Linked DNA regions of Mus musculus: regions 1 and 3 are each linked to region 2. The links are chromatin loops, found by intact Hi-C in ENCODE. Cell type or tissue: heart. All regions are shown on one strand.

The links. Peaks named below come from ENCODE experiments on the same cell type or tissue, not always from the same donor. Only the 100,000 strongest peaks of a DNase experiment are listed, where the experiment ranks them.
Region 1: it touches region 2 in a loop (9-fold over the local background); 32 of 42 quality-filtered maps call a loop at or near these places.
Region 3: it touches region 2 in a loop (4-fold over the local background); 12 of 42 quality-filtered maps call a loop at or near these places.

The regions. Positions count from the first base shown.
Region 1 is chr3:142,492,644-142,495,143 of GRCm38, forward strand. No RefSeq gene overlaps it. Among named protein-coding and RNA genes, the nearest start is that of Gbp5, 3.0 kb to the right of the region's middle. In heart, a CTCF peak has its summit at 964 (motif pointing right); a DNase peak (open chromatin) is centred at 1,218.
Region 2 is chr3:142,559,784-142,562,283 of GRCm38, forward strand. Gbp3 (guanylate binding protein 3) reads left to right here and starts at 573. Exons shown (of 11, transcript NM_001289493.2): 1 at 573-907; 2 at 1,957-2,152. The coding sequence starts at 1,981. In heart, a CTCF peak has its summit at 1,032 (motif pointing left); DNase peaks (open chromatin) are centred at 288 and 1,018; H3K4me3 peaks cover 1,116 bases; H3K27ac peaks cover 249 bases.
Region 3 is chr3:142,617,167-142,619,666 of GRCm38, forward strand. Gbp2b (guanylate binding protein 2b) reads left to right here. Exons shown (of 11, transcript NM_010259.2): 11 at 929-2,010. The coding sequence ends at 1,039. Among named protein-coding and RNA genes, the nearest start is that of Gbp2, 2.2 kb to the right of the region's middle. In heart, a CTCF peak has its summit at 1,399; no DNase peak of the experiment used is centred here.

The DNA.
Region 1 (2,500 bases), 67 kb before region 2:
TTGGTGTATTTTGTTTGTGGGAAGGACACAGCCTTCAGGAAACACAAGAGGAGCATGGTCCTCAGCTAAAGGAGCCCTAGTAAGCTGATACACTGTGGTAAAAATGCTCACCTTAATTATTTTCATTGTCATCTGCTTAGTAATTTTTCTTGCTTTCCGGATTAAAAAATCAACAGTATCAGAAGTCTCACAATAATTTTCATTTTCTGTTTAAAGCATTAAATAATTAGTATTAGATTAAAATGCTACAAGATTGTTATAATTGTAAAACTAGAATAAGTAAAGCTCCAAGCTTACTCTTTTTACAAGGTACATATCCTTTTTGGGTCATGGATTTCTTTTGGGTTGGAGAACCCCTGGACCAAAATCTCACATAGTAGGAAGATGTTGTATCCTGCTGAGGACCACAGCAAGGGAACACATGTCATGATGATGAGATCTTCCATCCCACACGTCGTGCCTCCAGAACTGTGGGAGGGAACTTGTATTCAGATTTCAGATGCAAAAAGTAAAATTCCTGTGTGAAAAGAGACAGTAGAGTATCCCTTTCCAACATGATTGCTCTCGTCTGCTCATTCAGTGACTATGTACTGGGCACTGACATGGACTGGGCGTGAGTGAAGGCAGTCGGGATGTAGCCACAGTCAGAAGTCATGATTCTTGTGCTGCTTTGTTTTGTATTTTACAAAGAAGACATTAAACAGTCGTGCAGAATATTTCAATTTCCGCTAAGCACTGTAAGGGAGCAGGCGATAATTTTTCTTGCTTGTAGGTATGGAGAAGAGACCCTCTATTCTCAGACAGAAATACTTTCCTGAGGGACATAGAATTAAGATAAATTAATTTTTTAAGGAGTACAATGTACTCAGATAAAACATGATAAAAAGGAGTTCTAGGCAGAAGGATTTTGTGTGAAACTCTTGGTTGAGGTTGTGTATGGGATTCTGTGGTCAACTGGAGATAGACTGAGGCTACAAAAGGACAGCAGGGGGCAGACTATGTAAGAAACTGCAGACTGGCTATGCTGAGCAATAGGAAGTGTTTATAAATGTTGAGCAAGTGATATAATTATTCAGTGTGCATGTGTGTGCGTGTGCCTGTGCGTGTGTGTGTGTGTGTGTGTGTGTGTGTGTGTTAGAAGTCACTGTGTCTCTCACTGAGAGCACAATGAAAACAGATCAAACGGTGATTAGCATTATGACATGCCCTGGCAGCGGGCCTATCTACATTCTACAGGTAGTCTAGTCCTACAAAGATGTTAAACAAACAAGCGCTGCATGATAAGAGAGGGTGGTTCTGGAATCCAACCCAGGAGGAAGTTTGCTCTCCAAACTGAGCACACTTCCAGGTGTTGTGTTTTCAAACAGCTTGGCAGGAGTGTTCTCCCCACAGGAAAGTGAGCGCTGAAGCCAAAGCACAGCTCTTTGCAACGGCACTTCCTGAAATCTAAGTCTGGAATCTGAAAGCAACTGGACCTCTGAGGTAACTTGGGCATTTCTAAGAATTCAGCTGCTTTTCTCAAATAGCAAAAACAGGAATGTGATTTAAACACACACACACACACACACACACACACACACACACACACACAGGGACAGCCAACTACAAAATTCAAGTTCAAGGGCAATTAAACCACTTACCCCTGTGGTGTTTCTATCTTGTACATGCGTTTGATCTCCCAGTCTCTCTGTCTCTCTCTCTCCTCCTCTCCCCAGTGTGTATATGCATGCTCAGGTGTCTAAGATGCTCTCACACATGGGCCATAATTAGATGAGGCAGGTTGCTTTTCACTTTGCTTAAGACAACTCCTCTTTCATTGTTTTCTATTGCATAATATATGCCAGTGGCCCCACAAGTTTCCGAGGATGGCCCTATCTGCTTCCTAGTTTTGCTTAAAAGAGAGCTGGGGTTACAGATGCATACTACAGCAGGTAGCTTTTATGTGGGATCTGGGGATTCGAACTCAGGTCCTCATGATTACATGGCAAACACTTCACTTACTGAGCCAAGACTCCAGACTCCAAGGGTACTCTTGAAGACTATTTTTAGACACATATATCCACTGGGAACTTCTGTAGTTCATAGTTCAGAAACGCCTCATGGCATGAATACTGTTGCTGGCTGTGCATTTGGTCAAAGCCTTGGAACCATTGCCGTATCAGCTGTACCCCTGTCCTCCACGGGGCTTCCAAAGTCAGGGTACTATTTTCAATGATTGCTATTGTCATGCAGCATCCCACTGCCTGACCTGGAATAGCTGCTGCAAAGGCAGCATAGAAAGACAAAAGCACTAGCTCCTTATTTTAAAAACATGACCCAACAATTCCTGATAAACATACCTGTAGGCACATGGGAAGGGTGACAGAAGATTATAAATACTGGAAGAAATGTAAACAGCGGTAAAATGACACCAAAGTCTTACTAGAGAGTGTTTTCTTGCTCTGCAAAGCACAGGAAGGCAAAGAAGGGTGGTAGAATAGGGCAAAGGGGGGAGTGTAGC
Region 2 (2,500 bases):
TCTTGCCAAGCAAGCTGCACTGTAAACAGTGGCCATCTCTATAGTTCACCATCTTTATAACACTTTGGTTAAAGACTCTAACAGGGAGCTGACAGCAGATATGCACTTTAAGGAAACTGGGGACTTGTTTTCCTTTAACAAAAAGGCTAGGATACCCAGGGCTTGAGCAATCATCTTTGACTCCCTAAACAAAGCTGGTTCATGTCAGGACACAGTTTCAGTTTCTATTTCCCAGATCCCTGGAAAACACAAGAAAGGGAGGAGAAAGGGCTTTTCTGCTGGGGGGAAGTCCAGTCGTCGCCTTTGGCTCGAATTCACAGCCTGAGTTCAGGTTGTATAATGACTGCTATTTTCTCCTGCTGCATCTGAGGGAGCATTTCCTCTGAAATGTGTGGAGGGAAAGGAGGAGGCCACACTGCTGATTTAGACTGCAGTCTAAATCCAAGAGGGCAGGGGACCCAGAAAACGCAATGACAATCATTGATTAGTAGTGTTCCCTGGTGAGTACTACAGACAGACTTGTGTGCCAAGTGTGATTCTGTTTTCTCCTTTTTTTTTTTTTTTTTTTTGCATCGGTGATGGAACACACTGTAGGAAAGAAAAAAAGTCTCAATCTGCAAGATGTGGCGGGGTGATAACTGCAGAAAGTTCGGGGGGATCTGGGAAATTCCTCAGCTCAGCTGAGGTCACAAATTCTGTTATTTTGTTCAAGCCCTCAACGACTGACTGAGTCATCAAGCAAGGAGCATGGTTTCGATTTCAGTTCCTTTTATCTCAATTTGTGTTTGGGCGGCTGTTACTTTGCCACTTCTAACAGTGGCTGCTCCAAGGAGCCTGGAGCAGTAGGAAGCTCAGGGAAAGAACTAAGTTGGCTGAGGACTGTCCCTGTTACAGAGCCAGTGCCTGGGTGAGTAACCACATGTGTTTCTCTCAACAGACGCTGCCGGCGAAATTGCCAGGACATCTCCATTCTGGGGTGGCAGACTCACCCTGGTGGGCAAGCCAGTGCAAGCTGCAGACCTCACAGGGTCTTGTGGCCATTTGCAGAGCGCCACCTGGCGGGCCAAGCGTGCATGTACTGCTTTTCTTGGGTCTTCATTCAATAACCCCTCTGGCTTGGGAGACAATGACCAAGGCCCATCCTTGGTGGTGAGAGCCTGGTACCCAGGAGCCAAACTCAGTAGTACTGCAGCCTCTTGTAGGGTAGCTTCCCCCAGTTTGCTTCCTTGTGTCCGCAATGTTTTCTTGATAGCAGACATCTGTCCTCAAAGGTGTCACTAAGAGGCTTCATTTTATCTTATTTTGCTGGAGTCAGTCCCTGTTTTATTTATCTGAATTCAACCTCCAATGTCCCTACCTCGCTCTATACTTACTTTATTCTAAGGCGTGTGTGGGCGCACGGGCACGTGTGTGTGTGTGTGTGTGTGTGTGTGTGTGTGTGTGTGTGTTCATTTTCTGCTTCGTTTTCTCTCCCATTTGAACAGAGGCTCACCAAGGTAGGAAATTGCACTCATTTAGTTTATTCTTTGATAACAGCCACCTAAGGCAGTGCCCAACACACACCCGGCAAACTTCTCATACTGAAACAGACTTCAAATTCTCTCAGAATGCCAGGAAACCTTTCTACCCACTTTGCAACTTTGCCACGTGCGTTTTTGCCTCACCCGCTGCAAAACCCGAGTGCTCTCAGTCTCAGACATCAGTGTTGTTGGCTTTCTCATGTTATTTTTTAAGAAGCCGGAGAATACTTTTCATAGTTCAAAGAAGAATCGTGATATATTCTATGAGAAATACTGTAACAGGTTTGGGAAGGCTGAGTTCATTTCCCACTTTAGAAACATACAGAACTTGAGATACGTGTTGCGCAAACAAAAACCGACATGTGTCTGCCTTGGGTGATGACAACAGACGATTTTAAGATCCCATATTTCAGTGAGCGACTGTTCTGGGTTACAGGGTTCTGCAGCTTCCGAGTGGACCATGGAGGCACCCATTTGTCTGGTGGAAAATTGGAAAAATCAGCTGACAGTAAATCTGGAAGCCATAAGGATTCTTGAGCAGATAGCACAGCCTCTGGTGGTGGTGGCCATTGTTGGTTTATATCGTACAGGGAAGTCCTACCTCATGAATCGTCTTGCAGGACGGAACCATGGTGAGTGTCCTTGGGGTGTATAGGGATAATTTCCTTGGACTAATGTAGAGCTGAGCACACTTTTCTAGGGTGATCTCGTGGAAAAGTCTGATCCCTCTTGCTGTGGTCATAAAAAGATAAAGAATATAAGAATACGTTCTGGTGGGGTGTGGGGGAAGGTGGGGGACTCTGTGGGCCCATGCCGAGGCATCCCTTCTCCCTGAGAGACCAGCCACACAACAGTATAGTGTAGAATACAGTTTATTCGGGGCATGGGAAGGGGAGTTAAGAGGGTAGTAGAGGCAGAGAAAGGTAGAGAGGAGAGAGGAGAGAAGTAGAGGCTGGCCATGGTCACATGGAGAGAGGGGA
Region 3 (2,500 bases), 57 kb after region 2:
GAATTGCAAATTCTCCTCAGGTGTTATCTAGGATTTCTGTGATAGAATCCTCAACTAACTTATCAAGGACTATTATTTTCTCCTGTCCTAAATAGAGTAATTGTAATATCTACATGTAAAATGGCTTTTTGCATCATATTCTATGACATAATATTCAGCTCTTAATTTTTTTATATTGAATGGGATCAGTAGAAATTTTGTGTCTGCCACACCTAGAATGCTCTTAACACTGGAAGCATCTCAAAGAGCAGAGTCAGTCTCAAATCTTTAAGCAAAGTGGTTAAATGCTCAAATTGCCCATAACATCTTGTTTTCTGGGCATTCCTCCACATCTACACTAAGCCTCCATTGTTGTTAATGAAACTGCCTGAGCACTGAAGACACACTTGCTTCAATATGTCTTCTGTCTTGGTTACTACAACTGGGACAAGTAGTAAATCCACTGATTGAACACCACCTGTCCTGATTCCGATTCAGATAGTGACATTCCGGTTGGTTTAAGCCCCTCTTTATCACCTTCTTTCATGTGTTTGAGAATTTGCACAGCACGGCTTAGAGATGAGGCAAAGAAGAACAGGCAAGCTGGTGCTGATTTTATACAAAATTGTGTTTTCCATGAGTCAAATGATGTAAGAACTGGACCTGAGTGCTTTAGGGAACTGGTGTTCAGAACTGTCAGTCTACATTTCTAAAACTGGAGAAAGAAATATGTGTGTGTGTGTGTGTGTGTGTGTGTGTGTGTGTGTGTTTGTGTGTGTGTGTACAAGACAGGGGAGAGGAATCATGGAAGTTAAAGAATAAAAAAGACTTTTGAGAAAAATGTCAAAATCCCCCCAGGGTTCAGTGTATCTACCAAAGCAGAGTCTGTGTGAGTCTGAGGAATGTGGCATGGGATGCCTTCTGAGTTCAAATTCCATCTCCATTTTAGGAACAGGAAAGACTTCTCAAGCAAGGATTCCAGAATGAGAGCTTGCAACTACGTCAAGAGATAGAGAAAATCAAGAACATGCCTCCACCTCGATCATGCACCATACTTTAAAATCTGAACAGACTAAAGCTCTCTACCCTGTTTCCACTCATCAAGGAAAAAACTTCGGGGACAGCTTTGGATTGTGACACAGCATGGCATTGAATGAGACTTGAAGACAATGACACTTTACTAGGAAGAAGGGAGAAATAAAGTTCACAAAGTGGAGTTTATATGTGAAAAAAATGTTTGGCTTATGAGGTGACTCAGTTCATGTTTGTGTTAGAAGTGAAAATTCATGTGATTTTTAATCGGGTCTTATATTTGATACTGCAAACATGGACTCTGTAGACATACTAAATTGTATTGTTGGGATTTGTTTTTACAACACAGTGATAGGGCAGCTGTCTTTGGGTAGACATTTTGTATCACATACATCCCCTACTGGATATTCTTAGTTGTGTGCTCATAAGTAATTCAAAGATGTAGCTTGCTCTAAGCTGGGATTGGCATGTTATAAACATGATAAAAATCTGAACATATCCATGGAACACAGCTCCTAGGGCCTCATGCTATCTGCAGACATTGGTTCCCAGGGTAGACAATGGGCAGTGCCCAATGTGGGAAGGCTCTGTGGTTGCTGGATGAGCAGAGTATTTCATTGGAGAGGAGAAGAAAATTCCCCTCCAGGCAGAATGCATAGGCGAGTGGGCGTTGCACCTCCCCCATTGAGAGAACTTCTTGTTTTCTTTCATGCTCCAGCCTACTGTGTTTCCTTTCTAATCTCTCTTTTTATTTTTCAAAAACACTTTCTCCTTCTAAGAGTTTTAGAATGACTTCTACACAGAATGGAGAACTCAAAATAAATTTCGTTCTATTCCTCTGAGGCTCATAATCACAGTGCCAACTCTTGTGAAACCAACCTTCATTTTTATCTTTCTTTTGCTGCTATGACATGATTTGCATATCTCTGAAGATAAATGCCTTTTACAATGTGGCAGAAGCACTGTTTAAGTGAAAACTGTTAATAAAAATGATTAAGCTTACCATAATTGTTTCAAGTGCATGCTGTACATTGTTCATAATGTAAGAAACGCCGCTCCTAAATTTCTGTAAGAGGGGAGGTCATTAGAAGACTCTTAGCTGTCACACAGGCACCCAATGATGAGGGGTTCAGCTCTGCAACTGAACATTCAGAATAACAGTAGTACCACACAGAGGAAATGTCACAGTCACGGGGCTTAGTACTCTTGTGGAATACAGAAACACAAAGATACTTTCTGTATAATTATTTTCTGGTAGTGGCATTAAACCCAGGGCTTTAAAAAATACTTCTAGTGGTACATTAACTTATAGCATAACAGTGGATGGTATAGTGTTTCTGTAGTATACTTTTCAGTGCATGCTTGTATCATGTGTGCTTGAAGAAGAATTCAACACTTGTATTCAAAGTCTGACCTATTGTCTGATTTGTGTTAAGTCCCTGGAAGATTTTAAGTACTAGTCCGTGGGTAAATCAGCATGAGGATTAAT